2 separate regions of the Homo sapiens genome follow, and region 2 is linked to region 1. A link is an interaction called in ENCODE POLR2A ChIA-PET data of the cell type or tissue named here. Cell type or tissue: B cell. All regions are shown on one strand. Each heading gives the region's core, and the rest is flanking DNA. Links, peaks and the distances in the headings are about the cores only. Region 1 overlaps IFNAR1 (interferon alpha and beta receptor subunit 1). Region 2 overlaps GART (phosphoribosylglycinamide formyltransferase, phosphoribosylglycinamide synthetase, phosphoribosylaminoimidazole synthetase).

Region 1 (8,587 bases), core at 1,972-6,971:
TCTTTCTTTTTTTTTTTGAGATGGAGTCTCACTCTGTCCCCCAGGCTAGAGTGCAGTGGCTTGATCTTGGCTCACTGCAACCTCTGTCACCAGGGTTCAAGTGATTCTTCTGCCTCAGCCTCCTGAGTAGCTGGGATTACAGGCTCCTGCCACCGTGCCCAGCTAATTTTTGTATTTTTAGTAGAGACGGGGTTTCACCATTTGGCCAGGCTGGTCTTGAACTACTGACCTCGTGATCCACCCACCTCGGCCTCCCAAAGTGCTGGGATTACAAGCATGAGCCACCGCACCCAACCAGATTTTTTTCTTTTTAACATTCAGAGACTATGATCATATAAAAAGAAATATATCAATTTATATACTTTTTTGTTGCAAAGATATACGATAGATGATCAATAAATCTACTGCATGAAGATGAACTTTTGTGGGAATAAGAATATGAATTCAAGGAGGAAAGGAAATGGTGTAAAGTTTCAGAACCCATAAAGAACAGTTTCTGGAGTTTCTTTTTAAAAAAATTTTTAAAAAAATATTTCTGAGACAGGGTCTTGCTCTGTTGCCCAGGCTGGAGTGCAGTGGCACAATGTTGGCTCACTATACCTTGACCTCCAGGGCTCAAGAGATCCTCCTACCTCAGCTTCCCAAGTAGCTAGAATTGCAGGCACACACCACCACACCTGGCTAATTCTGTTCATTTTTTTGTAGAGACAAGGTCGTCTCACTATGTTGTCCAGGATGGTTTTGAACTCTTGGACTCAAACAATCCTCTCGCCTCGGCCTCCCAAAGTGCTGGGATTACAGGAGTGAGCCGCCATGTCTGGCCGAGTTTCTGTAATTTCAAAGTAGACAATGATGGGTATCAAATTGCTTTGATAGGAGATTCCATTGAATGCATTTATAAGAGCGATAAAGCAAGTTTATTTTAAAATGTGAATATTTACAACTTACTGTAAAGTATTTCTTTTGCAACTATTTAAACGTGTCAGGAAATATTTTAGATGTTAATTAAAACATGAAGAAATAAATGGATTTATAAAATTCTCTTGGGGGTAAACAAGCAGAAATTAAGACATGAAATGTTTAAAGTTTACCTCCATCCAATCTCCCTGCCCTACTTCTCAGTCTAAACCTTGGTGTTCACATTTCTTCACTGATGTAGAGCAATGAGGAAGTACTTGCCTTATGTTGACATCAACACAAGCCTACGTGATGAACTGCACACTCACGACAGAGTCTCACTTTGTTGCCCAGGCTGGAGTGCAGTGGTGCACTCCCGGCTCACTGCAACCTCTGCCTCCCGGGTTCGAGTGATTCTCCTGCCTCAGCCTCCCGAGTACCTGGGATTATAGGTGTGTGCCACCATGCCCCGCTAATTTTTGTACTTTTAGTAGAGATGGGGTTTCATCATGTTGGCCAGGCTGATCTCAAACTCCTGGCCTCAAGTGATTCACCCACCTCAGCCTCCCAAATTGCTGGGATTACAAGCGTGAGCCGCCAAGCCCAGTCTGCACACTCACTTTGAAAAAGGATTTGTATAGCTTGTAATAAGACGTTACTATACTTGTATTCTGGGCAGATAAAATAATGGCAGAGAGCAGACTTCCTTTAGAAAAAGGAGGAAATAATGTATCAGAAACCAAGGATGAATCACTTACTGTTAAGTCTGCCCTAATTAAAAATAAATAAGTAAAATAGTGACCTTTTTAAAGCTGGGTGTGGTGGTGCACACCTATAGTCCCAGCTACTCCAGATGCTGAGGCGGAAGGATCGCTTGAGATAGAAGTTTGAGGCCAGTCTGGACAACAGAGTGAAACCCTGTCTCTTAAAAAAAAAAAAATTACTATCTTAACCATTTTACACATACAATTCAGTAGTATTACCTATTTTCAGAACTTTTTCATCTTGAAAAACTGAAGCTTTATAGCCACTGAACAACTCTCCATTTTCCCCTTCCTTGAGCCGCCAGCAATCATCGGTCTAATTTCTGTCTCTAGAAATTAGATTGCTTTAGAAACCTCATGTAAGTAGAATCACATGGTATTTATATTTTTGTTGCTGGCCTATTTCACATAGCATACATAATGTCCTCAAGCTTCACCTATGTTGTAGCACATGACAGAATTTCCTTTTTTTTTTTTTTTTTTTTTTTTGAGACGGAGTCTCACTTTGTCGCCCAGGCTGGAGTGCAGTGGTGCGATCTCGGCTCACTGCAAGCTCCGCCTCCCGGGTTCACGCCATTCTCCTGCCTCAGCCTCCCGAGTAGCTGGGACTACAGGCACCCTCCACCACGCCCGGCTAATTTTTTGTATTTTTAGTAGAGACGGGGTTTCACCGTGTTAGCCAGGATGGTCTCGATCTCCTGACCTCGTGATCTGCCCGCCTCGGCCTCCCAAAGTCCTGGGATTACAGGCGTGAGCCACCACGCCCGGCCTCAGAATTTCCTTCTTTTTAAAGGCTGAATAATATTCCGTGGCATGTGAACACCACATTTTATCTGCTAATCTATCAAAGCAAATATTTTGCAAATAATTTTTCCAATTCCAAAGGTTGTCTTTTCCATTGATTATTTCCTTTTATATGCAGAAGTTTTTAAGTTTGATGTAGTCCCATTTGTCTACTTTTGTTTTTGTTGTCTGTGCTTTTGGTGTCATAGCCAATAAATCATTGCCAAGTCCAATATCATGAAGATTTCCCCTATGTTTTTGAGGGGAAAAATCTCAAACCGTTTTTCCTCTGCTCTCATGCCACAACAATAAACACAGAAGACTTCTGTGACCAAATGCGTAGTGATTTCTCCCCATTAACAAGAAGGCAATCAATTCTGCAGCAGACACTGGTTGGGTATCCTCCTATTTAATTCTGACACTGTCTACCTGGAGATAGCATCAGATCCTGATACAACACCTAAACAAAATTTATTTAGGCAGTTAGTGAGGATAAAAGAGTCCTCAGTAAGGTTTGCCTTTTAATAAAAAGAAGCCCCAAATCATTTCTTTTCTAACAAAAAGAGCCTGAAAACTCAAGCTGCAAACATAGATAAGCAAACTGGAAGCTTGCATAGGCGAATGCCAGCAGCTGTGCCAATAGGAAAGGGATACTTGGAAGTCAGGTATATTCAATATTGAAGTTCCCTTTTCCCTTTTCTTTGTTGCCACGTGTGCAGTAAAAAAGCAGGCAACAAGGCCTGGGCTAGGTAGAGGTGCCATTTGCATAATAACAGATGAGGGTGGGATGGCCAGCCTCTTCCTGTGCTATGTAAATGGAACACCTGGTCCAACCAATCCTCTGTGCCCTACGTAAATAAGACACCGCTTCCTCAAGCTCATCTATAAAAGCAACCGCATCTCGCTGTAAACCCGGAAACCTGTTCGGGACTCCTTCCTCTGCACAGGGAAGGTCTCTTCTTTCTTTTGCCTGCTAAACTTCCGCTCTTGAACCCACTCCTTTTGTGTCCCCATCCTCGATTTCCTTGGCGTGGGGCAACAAACCACACGTATTACCCCAGACAACCATGCTGCTTCAATCTCACAGGTTGAGAGCTCATTCCCACAAGACTGCCCCCTTATTTCCGATGCCAATTGCAAGCCCCAGGTTTTACCTGTTATGACTGAATGACTATAAATTGAGGGTCCCATGGCCCCCTCCTTGTGTTCAACTGATTTGCTAGATTGCCTAACAGAACTAGAGGAAACACTAACTTATGTTTACCGGTTTATTATGAAGGCTATTACAAAGGATACAGATGAAGAGATACATAGGATAAGGTATGTGAGAAGGACTGCAGAGATTCTATGCCCTTCCCAGCAGCCTCTGCATGTTCAGCTATCAGGAAGCTCTCTACTAAAAATAGAAAAATTAGTTGGGCGTGGTGGCAGGCGCCTGTAATCCCAGCTATTCAGCAGGCTGAGGCAGGAGAATTGCTTGAACCTGGGAGGTGAAAGTTGGAGTGAGCCGAGATCGCCCCACCGCACTCCAGCCTGGGCGACAAGAGCAAAACTCTGTCTCAAAAAAAAAAAAAAAAAAAAAAAAAAAGGAAGTAGTGACACGAAACACTGTCTCCACACTCCACCCTTATAACCTCCAGCTGGCACCCTGAATGGTCTGGCCTCTCCCTGGGGGCGGATAGGGCAGGAGACACTAAAGTATTAATTATCTTTTTTGATCATGGCTGTAACTGTTCTGCGCCATCTTCAACAGGTGAGACTAAGGAGGGAATCACAGCTAGTCATCTCAGCCAGGCCAGTAGGGGGCGCAGTGCAGTGATCATTCCCTGGGGCCAAGGCTGTCTCCTTGCAGGTTCATCTCAGCTCTGCAGCAATGCCTACTTCTTTCCATCCGCTCCGAGGCTGTTACTAAGTATGTGGAGCTCCTTTTCAACAACTCGCTTACTACAAAGTCCTGCTCATTAAAAGGCGAAGGTGGTAGTGGTAGAGGACTAGATGGGCTAAGTATTTGCTCAACTGCTCTATCTTGCTTTGTAACTACCAAACCATTTCTGGGTGAGATCATGGGGACACCAGATTCTTCACATCCTTTCCTCATTTGCTCAAGACGAGATAATCACAAACAGAACTTTAAGAAACCACCTGTATAAACATACTTGGCGTATCTTCTGGGAATGGAATTATTGAATAGTAACCGATTGTCAGCCTGAACAGGGTGACTTGTTGCCCTCCAGTGGTAAATTCAATCAGTGTTTGTACCGTCAACGTCCCCGCTCAATCACCGTTAAACACTTAGGCAACCAAGTGTCAGCCACAAAGTTAAAAAACAGTCCTTGTTTTCATGGAGCTTGCCAAATAAATATAAGCAAATGGTATAAAATCCCTTCCCTAGGGAGCATGCTAGACACACCCGCAGGTACAGACACAGATGGGGCATGATGACTTCTCCACGTGTATGCAGTGGAGTTCTTTTAGGGAGATTTCAGAGTGGATGATGTACTTTTATACTACAACATTTAGAATAATCTCTCTAAGTACAATTCCAGAATATTAAAAGTATTATAAAATTTGGGAATAGACAACAGAGTCAAGTACACAAAAAGCCTATTATATATTTAAGGACTATGTTTAGAAAAAAGGGTCCTTTTACTGGAAAGATAGGAAAATAGGTTTTTCTTCTTAACTTTGATGTATCCAGAAAATCTGGGAGGGAGGCTCAAGGGTGGTGAGTCACTGTGAGACGTAATGTTTAATTTAATCCAGCTATTGAGTGATAAAATTTTTCAACTTCCTCCCTTTTCTCAAGACCTTAAAAAAAAAAAAAAACAACAGAACATCTTCTCTGCCAACATTTTTTTTCTTTTGAGATGGAGTCTCGCTCTGTCGCCCAGCCTGGAGTGCAGTGGTGCGATCTTAGCTCACTGTAACCTCCGCCTCCCGGGTTCAATCGATTCTCCTGCCTCAGCCTCCCCAGTAGCTGGGATTACAGGCACATGCCACCATGCTTGGCTAATTTTTGTATTTTTAGTAGAGACGGGGTTTCACCATGTTGGCCAGGCTGGAACTGCCAACATTTTCTTCATCCTAATCATTAATCACTTCTTCACCCACAAAATGTCCTTTGCTAGAACATGAGTTCCAAGTGGAGACAGATCACAGAAAGGGGAGGAAAACTCAGAAATCCTTTGTTATGAGAACTATCGAATTCTCCTCTTGCCTTTGTTCCCCTCAGGTAAAGAAAAAGATTGCTATTTTTCCATCAATATCATACCACAAATATCCACCTATATTTATGTTGCCCTCAAGAGTTGTAATTCTATTATCATCCTACTCAAGAAAAAAGGTAGTGAGAAACAACTGGAAGTTACTGGTATTTTGTTATTACTAAGTACCAGGGCATTTCTTGGGCATTAGGGATGATTTATTTATTATTTGTGTCCTTGTCCACTGTAAAAAAGGGAAGCTTAAAAACACAAGTGTGTGTTCAGGTTCCCAGCCTGAATACAAATTGTATTCAATTTCCGAGTGAAATGTGTCCAGACAGCAGGAGAGATCTACTTATCTGTGAGACTGAAGAGCCTCCTTGGAACGAACTAATCCTGAAAGAAGAACTACTTGTGAAGGGCAAACAGTTTAGTTCAAGAAAGCAAGGCTATGCAATACCACAGCAAACTTCATTCAATGAAGACTGAGCTCCAGCCATGTCTTAAGAGCGGGAAGAAAAAGCAGCAAACAGGCTCTATCTCCACAGGCTCTGGGGACAGTGACGGCTGCAGTGGCTCCTTCAGGATGCTCAACCCTGGGCTCTGGAACACCAAGCACAGGCCTCAGCTCTTCCATGATGAATACCTTTTAAAGGCATCAGCTGCAGCATCTCTGTTGCATACAAATTCACTAAGTACAAAAAAACTCCTAGACTTTTGGGCCCATTGCTTATTACATAAAATTGTTTCCAGCAGTAGGGTTTAAGACAAAACACAAGTGAAATAAAATGTACAAGTTTGTTCCATAGAAACACTGAAAACACGGTTATGTCCTTCTACAATTCAGTAAAACAAACACTGCCACAAACACCCTCAGGTTCACAGTTTAGATTTCATTCATTCAATAATTATTTTCTAAGTACTTTCATTACTGGGGATGCAGTAATGAATAATAAGGTCCCTGTTTTCTTGGAGCCTCTGTTCCAGCAGTGGGGCAGGGGAGACAGACAGCAAACAAAATAAATCAATATACCACGTTAGTAGTCACATGGTTACTGGGTAGGGAAAGGAAAGCTTCTGCACACCTAAACCCCTTAAGAGCAATTTGAGGCTGCTGCAAATATCACGGCCTCTTTTAGGGGAAGATAAAAACTCTAAGTTTTATATATATATATATAAATAGAGATGGGGTCTGGCCATGTTACCCAGGTTGGTTGATCTTGAACTCCTGGCCTGAAGTGATCCTCCTGTCTTGGCCTCCCAAAAGTGCTGAGATTATAGGCATGAGCCACTGTGCCTAGCCCTAACTTATATTTTTAAAAGTAACTTTTTTATAAGTTGCAAATTTCTAGTCAGACTCTTAAAAGTTCACAATTCTAGGGAGCTGTTCTAATTTTTAGTTACAAGGTATATGAATAAGTACTTTAAGTCCATACTAAAGGAATAAGACCTACATCAGGTGGGTACATGTGCAGGTACATATATGAATATATGTTTACAGGCTCATGTCAGAAGTGACACAGGTACATATTATATATAATGTTAATCTGTATTATATATTAATATAAAATTATTTCTGGCTCTAATGATACAAATCTTTCATATAAATTCTTAGATTATATCTGGTCTCTCTAAGAACTATCAATATGCTAATTTTCAGGCGGTTAATTGGTACCCCCAAGTGCATGGTATTTCTAAGTAAACTTCTGTTCAGAAAAAATACTTGTCACTTACAGCTAAGCATATACTGATAAAGCAACATGTAGAACATAATGCAGAGTGGAATGCAACTGCCTTTTCATGTCTAGAAGACAAGGTAAAAACGAGGTGTTTTTTTGTTGTTGTTTTCTGCTGCTGGTGCTCAGCGCTTGTTCACTGAAAACCACAGATGGTCTTAAAGCGTGAAGCCTTGTGCTCCAACTTCCTAGAGACCTAACAATTTCACTGGTGTCTTTTAATGTTAATGTCCGTATTTTCCCTTCTCCACATCCTACAAGGGCATTGCTCCTTTTTAGGCTATCCAGTCTGAAGTACGTTTTCCCAGTGGTGAACACAGGGCCAGAAGTCCTGGACAGCATGATTGAGTTGTGGTAGTCTGAAAAGCAATGGTGGCAGGCAGTCATGATATGCTCCCATCGCCTCTTCAAAGACGCAAACGTCCAAAGTGACAAGGCTTTTCCAAAGGTCAGGCCGGCCGTGCACGGTGGCTCACACCTGTAATCCCAGAACTTTGGGAGGCCGAAGCGGGTGGAGCATGAGGTCAGGAGTCCAAGACCAGCCTGACCAACATGGTGAAACCCCATCTCTACTAAAAATACAAATACAAAAATTAGTGGGGTGTGGTGGTGGGCACCTGTTATCCCAGCTACTCTGGAGGCTGCGGCAGAGAATTGCTTGAACCCGGGAGGCGAGGTTGCAGTGAGCCGAGATCAAGCCACTGCACTCCAGCCTGGGCAACAGAATGAGACTGTCTCAAAAAAAAAAAAAAACAGCCTCTGGTCAGAAAGATGAAAATGTGTCACCATGGGGTTCTCCGGCAGAGAGTGGGTTCTCAGATGAGATTCCTGGGTCTCCTCAATGACCCACCATGCTCTGCTTGAAGCACTCCAGAAGCCAGGCGGCAGGTCTGGGGACATGCACGGTGTGGCCTGCAGACACGTGTATGTGCCAGGCAGGATGTGCCGAGCATCACAGCCCTCCCGAGGGCAGCTGCCTTCAACCTTTTCTTCCACCAGGATCATCTGTTTTTTCAGCAGAAATGACTACTTAAACCAGACTGGCCTTAGAAATGGCCGCTCCCCAGCACGTTCTAACTTTGTCTCTTTTCTTTCACTGGTCCCTGTCGGAACGGTGCTGTGAGAACACTGCCCTAGAGGCCACCAGAATTCCCAGACTTCCTGCCTATTAAGGATATCCATGGGTAATCCCCAGTAGCAAGTA
Region 2 (8,587 bases), core at 1,623-6,622, 140 kb before region 1:
TGTAGCCTGATTTTTTTCCCTCTATTGTAAGTAACACTGCTATGAACATTCTTGCAAATATTCAGTATGTTCTTAAATGCATATGTGATTTTTTTTTATTTGATGGCCAAGATCATAGTGATTCTTTTTGAGACAGTCTTGCTATGTTGCCCAGGCTAGAGTACAGTAGCTATTCACAGATGCAGTCATAGTACACTGCAGCTTCCAGCTCTGGCCTCAAGCAATCCTTCCGCCTTATTAGCCCCCCGAGTAGCTGGGACTGCAGGCATGCAGCACCACAACCAGCTCTGATACTTCTTCAGGATTCATTCCCAGAAGTTTAATTGCTTTACAGGTCGATCTTAAGGTTTTAATGTACTTTAGGCCCAAGTTGATAATAAAGCAAAGAAGCTATTGTAAGATGCAGCCATAAAAAAGAATAAAACCACATCATTTGCAGCAATATGGATGGAACTGGAGGCCATTATCCTGAGTGAACTGCCTCAGAAACAGAAAACCAGATATTGCATGTTCTCACTTATGAGTGGGAGCTAAACAGTGGGTACATGTGGACATAAAGATGGAAACAATAGGGCCGGGTGCTGTGGCTCACGCCTGTAATCCTAGCACTTTGGGAGGCTGAGGCGGGCGGATCACAAGGTCAAGAGATCGAGACCATCCTGGCCAACATGGTGAAACCCTGTCTCCACTAAAAATACAAAAATTAGCTGGGCATGGTGGCACACGTCTGTAGTCCAGCTACTCTGGAGGCTGAGACAGGAGAATTGCTTGAACCCTGGAGACAGAGGTTGCAATGAGCTGAGATTGCACCACTGTACTCCAGCCTGGAGACAGAGCAAGACTCCATCTCAAAAAAAAAAAAAAAAAAAAAGATGGAAACAATAGATACAAAACAGGGAAGTGTGGGAGAAGAGGTGAGGGTTGAAAATTTTTCTATCAGGTATAATGTTCACTATGTAGGTAATAGGTACACTAGAAGCCCAGTCCCCACCATTATACAACATTCCCATGTAATAAACAAGCGTGTGTACCCCCGAATCTAAAATTTTTTTTTTTTAAAGAAACTATTGTAAGAGTCATAGCATAGTGGTTTGTTCTTGAGAGGGTCAGTTTTTCTTGCTTAATTAAGCAGCTTATTTCTCATCAGTCAGTTTTAACATAATGTTATACTGTTTCTACTACAATGCTAGATCACAAGATACAGAATTTGTGGGAGCAATTACATATCCTAGGAGCAATTACATATCCTAAACCACGTCGTTTGCAGCAATATGGATGGAACTGGAGGCTATCCAGGAATATCTGTGCTTTTCACAATCTATTAATCCATTATCCCAAGAGGAAGGGAGTTTTTTTAATTTTTAATTTGTATGGGTACATGGTAGGTATATATATTTATAGGGTACATGAGATCTTTTGATACAGCCATACAACCTGTAATAATCACATCCCTGTAAATGGGGTATTCATCACCTCAAGCATTTATTCTTTGTGTTACAAACAATCCAGTTATTTTATTTCAGTTTTTTTTTGTTTTGTTTTTGTTTTTGTTTTTGAGATAGAGTCTCACTCTGTCGCCCAGGCTGGAGTGCAGTGGCGCAGACTCGGCTCACTGCAAACTCCGCCTCCCAGTTTCAAGTGATTCTTCTGTCTCAGCCTCCTGAGTAGCTGGGATTACAGGCACCTGCCACTATGCCTGGCTAATTTTTTGTATTTTTAGTAGAGATGGGGTTTCATCATGTTGGCCAGGCTGGTCAGGCTGGTCTTGAACTCTTGACCTCAGTATGATCCGCCTGCCTTGGCCTCCCAAAGTGCTGGGATTATAGGTGTGAGCCACCACATCCAGCCTCTTCCAGTTATTTTAAAATGTGTAATAAATTATTGTTGACTATAGTCACCCTGTTATGCTATCAAACACTAGATTTTGTTCATTCTAACTATATTTTTGTACCCATTAGCATCCCCTCTCCCCGTCTCTCCCACTACCCTTCCTAGCCTCTGGTAACCATCATTGCACTATCATCATGAGTTCAACTGTTTTAATTTTTAGCTCCCACAAATAAGTGAGAACATGTGAGGTTTGTCTTTCTGTGCCTGACTTATTTCACTTAACTTAATGACCTCCCGTTCCATCCATGTTGTTGCAAATGACAGGATCTCATCTTTTTTATGGCTGAATAGTACTCCATTGTGTGATGTACCACATTTTCTTTATCCATTTGTCTGCTGATAAACATTTAGGTTGCTTCCAAATCTTGGCTAGGGAGAATAAACATGAAACTGCAGGTATCTCTTTGATACACTGATTTTCTTTCTTTTGGGTATATACCTAGCAATGGGATTGCTGGATGATATGGTAGCTCTTTTTTTTAATTTTTGAGGACCCTTCAAACTGTTCTCCATAATAATTGTACTAATTTACCTTCCCAATAGTGTGTGACGGTTCCCTTTTCTCCACATCTTCGCCAGCGTGTTATTGCCTGTGTTTTGGATAAAAGCCATTTTAACCGGGGCGAGACAATATGTCATAGTTTTGATTTGCATTTCTCTGATGATAATGATGTTGAGCACCTTTTTATATACCTGTTTGCAATTTGTGTGTTTTCTTTTAAGAAATGTCTATTCAGATCTTTTGCCCATTTTTAATCAGAGTATTAGATTTTTCCCTAATGAATTGTTTAAGCTCCTTATATATTCTGGTTATTAATCCCTTGTCAGATGGGTAGTTTGCACATATTTTCTACCATTCTGTGGGTTGTCTCCTTACTTTGTTGATTGTTTCCATTGCTATACAGAAGCTTTTTCCATATTTACTTTAGTTGCCTGTGCCAAGAGAAAGGGAATTTAGAAGCCTCACATATCACCAGTCTTTTCCAAGACATTTATTCAGAAAATTTGACTGTCCCCTATTCAAAATGGCACATCTCTTTTTTTAAAAAGTGTGAGGTTGGGCGCGGTGGCTCATGCCTGTAATCCCAAATTTGGGAGGCCGAGGTGGGCGGATCACCTGATGTCAGGAGTTCCAGACGAGCCTGGCCAACGTGGTGAAACCCCATCTCTACTAAAAATACAAAAATTAGCCAGGTGTGGTGGTGGGCTCCTGTAATCCCAGCTACTCAGGAGGCTGAGGCAGGATAATTGCTTGAACCCGGGAGGTGGAGGTTGCAGTGAACCCAGATCGTGGCACTGCACTCCTAGCCTGGGCGACAGAGTGAGACTCCCTCTCAAAAAAAAAAAAAGAAGTAGTAGTATGAGCTCACTGCTGTTTTTCTCCCTTCTCAGGATCGAACCTGCAAGCACTTATAGACAGTACTCGGGAACCAAATAGCTCTGCACAAATTGATATTGTTATCTCCAACAAAGCCGCAGTAGCTGGGTTAGATAAAGCGGAAAGAGCTGGTATTCCCACTAGAGTAAGTTACTTGGGAAAATATCTTTGCTGTGGGCCATATTTAAGCTCGTAATCTGCCCTCACAGGACCCTGGTCTATGGGCACTTGTTCTTGGGACTTCGCCATTTTGGGTGGGTGCTGGGCTTGCCTTCTTCATCCTGTCCCTTTCTTAATAATCTCTCTATCAGGTATATCTTTACAAGGAAGTGAAGTATGGTCTGTGTAAAGGTTGAGTTTTTAATTATTTTTGGTAATTCATTGAAAAGGGTTGTGCTTATCTTTTTCTATTACAGGTAATTAATCATAAACTGTATAAAAATCGTGTAGAATTTGACAGTGCAATTGACCTAGTCCTTGAAGAGTTCTCCATAGACATAGTCTGTCTTGCAGGATTCATGAGAATTCTTTCTGGCCCCTTTGTCCAAAAGTGGAATGGTAAGCAAAAATTATTTGACATCACATTGGGAAATCAATTGAAAATGGTCTCCAGAACAGATAACTTGCCAAACAATCCCAGTAGTGAACACCCATCCCAGAAATCCAACTCCTGTTTGACTGTGATATTTTATTAATACTTTAACACAGGTCACAGTTTAATTTCCTTTGTTTTACACTAAAGAATGACCCAATGATGATTTATTAACCTGCTCTCTATCCATTTACTTTGGCTTGCTGTAATTAATCACTTTTTCTAATGTAGCTTAGTTTTGTTTCACATTACTGCAAAGATAATATTTCATCTTTTGAATAAATATTCAGAAGACCTTCCTTTATTTGTTTGGAAGCAAAAGAGAGTGATTCCGTATATCCCAAAATGAAGAGTCCATCCTCTCTTAGGAAGCATAGACCATTGCCAGGAGTTGGCAAGGAGGAGGTTATTGCCAGAAAACACATACTATCTATGTTACTGCCTTCTTCCCAAAAGCCTTGACTGCATCCTGTTTGTGTATGTGTGCACACAGTTGGTCAATAAATGCATTTTCCCTCCAAAGAGTTTATGTATTCTTAGGTGAATGTAGTTAGAGCACTTGTGGTGTGATATAAAATAGACAATGCCTTTGGTGACATGAGCCACACAGAACTAATCTAGCATCTGTCTGGTGGACAGGTCACTTTGTGGTTAGAAGTCAAGCACATAGATGCTATGTAAGAACCTCTTGCTTATTTTTAATAGTACGTGCCAGCAACAAGCTGGTATTCAGCTTGAACTCCCCACCTTCCTGTCACCATGAATGTCTGTTCAGAGCACCCCAGCATGCCTTTAACTGTGCAAGGCGGGTACTTGCTGCTTCCAGGGCCTTCTTGGATGAGAACTTACTTTTACCTCATTTCTGTGTTTGGCAAAGAAAACATCCATCCCAGAAATCCAACTCCTGTTTGACTTCGGATCTAGATAGGAAAACGTATTCCTTTAACAGAATACCCAGGATTTTTAAATTCTGACCACTATGCTTTTTTTAATTTTTAGGAAAAATGCTCAATATCCACCCATCCTTGCTCCCTTCTTTTAAGGGTTCAAATGCCCATGAGCAAGCCCTGGAAACCGGAGTCACAGTTACTGGGTGCACTGTACACTTTGTAGCTGTGAGTATGTCTTTTTCTACCAACATAATATTAGTAGTCAGATGTAAATGACACTGGCTAGAAGGTAATGTTCAAAACTTTTGCTTACTTTTCCAGGAAGATGTGGATGCTGGACAGATTATTTTGCAAGAAGCTGTTCCCGTGAAGAGGGGTGATACTGTCGCAACTCTTTCTGAAAGAGTAAAATTAGCAGAACATAAAATATTTCCTGCAGCCCTTCAGCTGGTGGCCAGTGGAACTGTACAGCTTGGAGAAAATGGCAAGATCTGTTGGGTTAAAGAGGAATGAAGCCTTTTAATTCAGAAATGGGGCCAGTTTAGAAAGAATTATTTGCTGTTTGCATGGTGGTTTTTTATCATGGACTTGGCCCAAAAGAAAAACTGCTAAAAGACAAAAAAGACCTCACCCTTACTTCATCTATTTTTTTAATAAATAGAGACTCACTAAAAACAAGACTAGTTAGTGCAGCATATCTGAGACATACAGTTTTCTTGGTCTTTTTTATGCTCTTTTTCTAACCGTCACCCCCTCTTTTTTTTTTTGGTATTGCCTGACAACATGATGAATCACCTCCATGTTTATAAGTTTTATGTTTTCAGCTGGGCACAGTGGCTCACGCCTGTAATCCCAGCACTTTGGGAGGCCGAGGCAGGCGGATCATGAGGTCAGGAGATCGAGACTATCCTGGCTAACACAGTGAAATCCCATCTCTACTAAAAATACAAAAAATAGTTAGCTGGGTGTGGTGGTACGCACCTGTAATCCCAGCTACTCGGGTGGCTGAGGCAGGAGAATCGCTTGAACCCAGGAAGTGGAGGTTGCAGTGAGCCAAGATCATGCCACTGCACTCCAGCCTGGGCAACAGAGCGAGACTTGTCTCAAAAAATAATAATGGGCTGGGTGCGGTGGCTCACACCTGTAATCCCAGTACTTTGGGAGGCTGAGGCGGGCAGATCACGAGGTCAGGAGATCGAGACCATCCTGGCTAACACGGTGAAACCCCGTCTCTACTAAAAATACAAAAAAAAAAAAAAAAAAAAATTATCCTGGGTGTGGTGGCGGGCGCCTGTGGTCCCAGCTACTTGGGAGGCTGAGGCAGGAGAATGGCGTGAACCCGGGAGGCAGAGCTTGCAGTGAGCTGAGATCATGCCACCGCACTCCAGCCCGGGCGACAGAGCGAGACTCCATCTCAATAAATAAATAAATAAATAAATAAATAAATAAATAAGTTATGGGTTTTCTGATCTTTGATCATATGCTTTTGAAGCCATGACTGCTGGATGTATCTGAGTTAAAATGAGGAAAAGAAACATGAGGACAAACCCAAGTGTATCACCTGGGTTCCGTTTATAATCTTGGTTATAGATTCCGGTGTGTAAAAGTTGCCCAGCCTCCTTCTGATCAGTGTCAAGTGACTATCTCTTCCCCAAGTCTAACAAGGCAGTATCTCTTCCTTATATTGTATAGCTGATTTGAGACTTTTCCGACCATCGTGATCATAATCTGGTGTGTTAAGATTTCTGGATAGCTCCCATTTCTGAAGGATAGTATCCTTTATGCTTTGAAGTATCATTAAACGTTCCTCTAATTATTGACAGTTTCTGTAATCCCCAGATTTTAGCTTCAGTAAAGTTTAATTATCCTGTGGTTTATAAAGATCCATACTTCTCTGCAAGTCACTAGAGGATTAGGGGGAGAGTTGGTGGCTTTTAGATTCAAGCATAAAACTTTAGGCACATTTCTCATCCACTGTGTCTCTCTATTCCCTTGTCAATTAAAGTAGGCAAATATCATTCATATAGTTGTTTTGATGAGACAGTCTCACTCAGTCACCCAGGCTGGGGTGCAGTGGCAAGATCTCAGCTCACTGCAACCTCTGCCTCCCGGGTTCAAGTGATTCTCCTGCCTCAGCCTCCTGAGTAGCTAGGATTACAGGCATGCACTACGACACCCGGCTCATTTTGTATTTGTGGTAGAGACGGGGTTTCACCATGCTGGCCAGGCTGGTTTCCAACTCCTGACTTCATTTGATCTGCCTGCTTTGGCCCTCATAGTGCTGGGATTACAGGCGTGAGCCACCGCACCCGGCCCTCCTTTGGCCTTTTTAAAACCAAAATTGTCTTTACCTCCCAAAGTGTTTTTCAGCAATTCTAATGCATACATTTGCCTCCTCCACTGTTTAAAAGAGACCATCTCTGACAGCCATTCTTTCACAAGCCATGTAAATTTTACATTTACCACAGTGTTAGATCATTTTCCTTTATCTGGAGCCAAATGTTAATTAACAGTTAAAAACTGATTCATAAGTGGAGACAATGCAAATGTTCATCAGCAAATGAACTGATAAATATATGGATAAATATATCCATACATTGAATACTATTCAATTATAAAAAGGAATGAAATACTAACACATGCTACAGTGTGGGTGAACCTTGAAGTATTATGCTAAGTGAAAGAATTCAGGGCCAGGTGCAGTGGCTCAGCTCTGTAATCCCAGCACTTTGGGAGGCCGAGGCAGGCGGATCACGAGGTCAAGAGATCAAGACCATCCTGGCCAACATGGTGGAACCCTGTCTCTAATAAAAATACAGAAATTAGCTGGGCGTGGTGGTGTGCACCTGTAGTCCTAGCTACTAGGGAGGTTGAGGCAGGAGAATTGCTTGAATCCGGGAGGCGGAGGTTGCAGTGAGCTAACGCCCCTGCACTCCAGCCTGCCAATAGAGCGAGACTCCGTCTCAAAAAAAAAAAAAAAAAAGAATTCAGTCATAAATGACCACATGCGGCCAGGCATGGTGGCTCACACCTGTAATTCCAGCACGGGGGGCCCAGGTAGGAGGATCAGTTGAGCCCAGGAGTTCAAGACCAGCCTGGACAACATAGTGAGACCCCCATCACTACAAATAAAACAAAAATTAGGCATGGTGGCACACACCTGTAGTCCCAGCTACTTGGGAGGCTGAGGTAGGAGGATTCCTTGAGCTCAGGAGGTCGAAGTTTCAGTGAGCTGTGATCGCACAACTGTACTCCAGCCTGAGTAAGACGTTTTCTCAACAACAACAACAACACCAAAAAAAAAGACTGGCTGGTCTCGGTGGCTCATGCCTGTAATCCTAGCACTTTGGGAGGCTGAGGCAGGCAGATAACCAGGTCATGAGATCGAGACCATCCTGGCCAACATGGTGAGACCCCATTTCTACTAAAAATAAAAATAAGCGGTTGGGTGCTGGTGGCTCACGCCTGTAATCCCAGCACTTTGGGAGGCCGAGGCGGGCGGATCACGTGGTCAGGAGATCGAGATTTCCTTATTAAATGTTTCATGGCAACATGGTGAAACCCCGTCTCTACTAAAAAAGTACAAAAAATTAGCCAGGCGTGGTGGCGGGCGCCTGTAGTCCCAGCTACTCGGGAGGCTGAGGCAGGAGAATGGCGTGAACCCGGGAGGCAGAGTTTGCAGTGAGCCAAGATCGCATCACTGCACTCCAGCCTGGGTGACAGAGCGAGACTCCGTCTCAAAAAAGAAAAAAGAAGAAAAAATAAAAATAAAAAATAAGCTGGGCGTGGTGGTGCGCGCCTGTAGTCCCAACTACTCAGGAGGCTGAGGCAGGAGAA

What was found. ChIA-PET counts read pairs that join two places held together with the same protein. Peaks named below come from ENCODE experiments on the same cell type or tissue, not always from the same donor. Only the 100,000 strongest peaks of a DNase experiment are listed, where the experiment ranks them.
Region 2: POLR2A ChIA-PET joins it to region 1 with 11 read pairs; 6 of 35 experiments call an interaction of 5 or more read pairs at or near these places.

Annotation. Positions count from the first base shown.
Region 1 is chr21:33,357,080-33,365,666 of GRCh38, reverse strand. It overlaps IFNAR1 (interferon alpha and beta receptor subunit 1), which reads right to left. Exons shown (of 11, transcript NM_000629.3): 11 at 5,803-8,587. Among named protein-coding and RNA genes, the nearest start is that of IFNAR1, 36 kb to the right of the region's middle. RefSeq lists a silencer at 4,150-4,444. In B cell, for the core only: a CTCF peak has its summit at 4,285 (motif pointing right); DNase peaks (open chromatin) are centred at 3,316, 3,796 and 4,186; H3K4me3 peaks cover 2,227 bases; H3K27ac peaks cover 4,219 bases.
Region 2 is chr21:33,500,800-33,509,386 of GRCh38, reverse strand. GART (phosphoribosylglycinamide formyltransferase, phosphoribosylglycinamide synthetase, phosphoribosylaminoimidazole synthetase) reads left to right here. Exons shown (of 22, transcript NM_000819.5): 19 at 3,283-3,413; 20 at 3,685-3,826; 21 at 4,860-4,975; 22 at 5,072-5,454. The coding sequence ends at 5,263. Among named protein-coding and RNA genes, the nearest start is that of DNAJC28, 13 kb to the right of the region's middle. In B cell, for the core only: no CTCF peak of the experiment used is centred there; no DNase peak of the experiment used is centred there.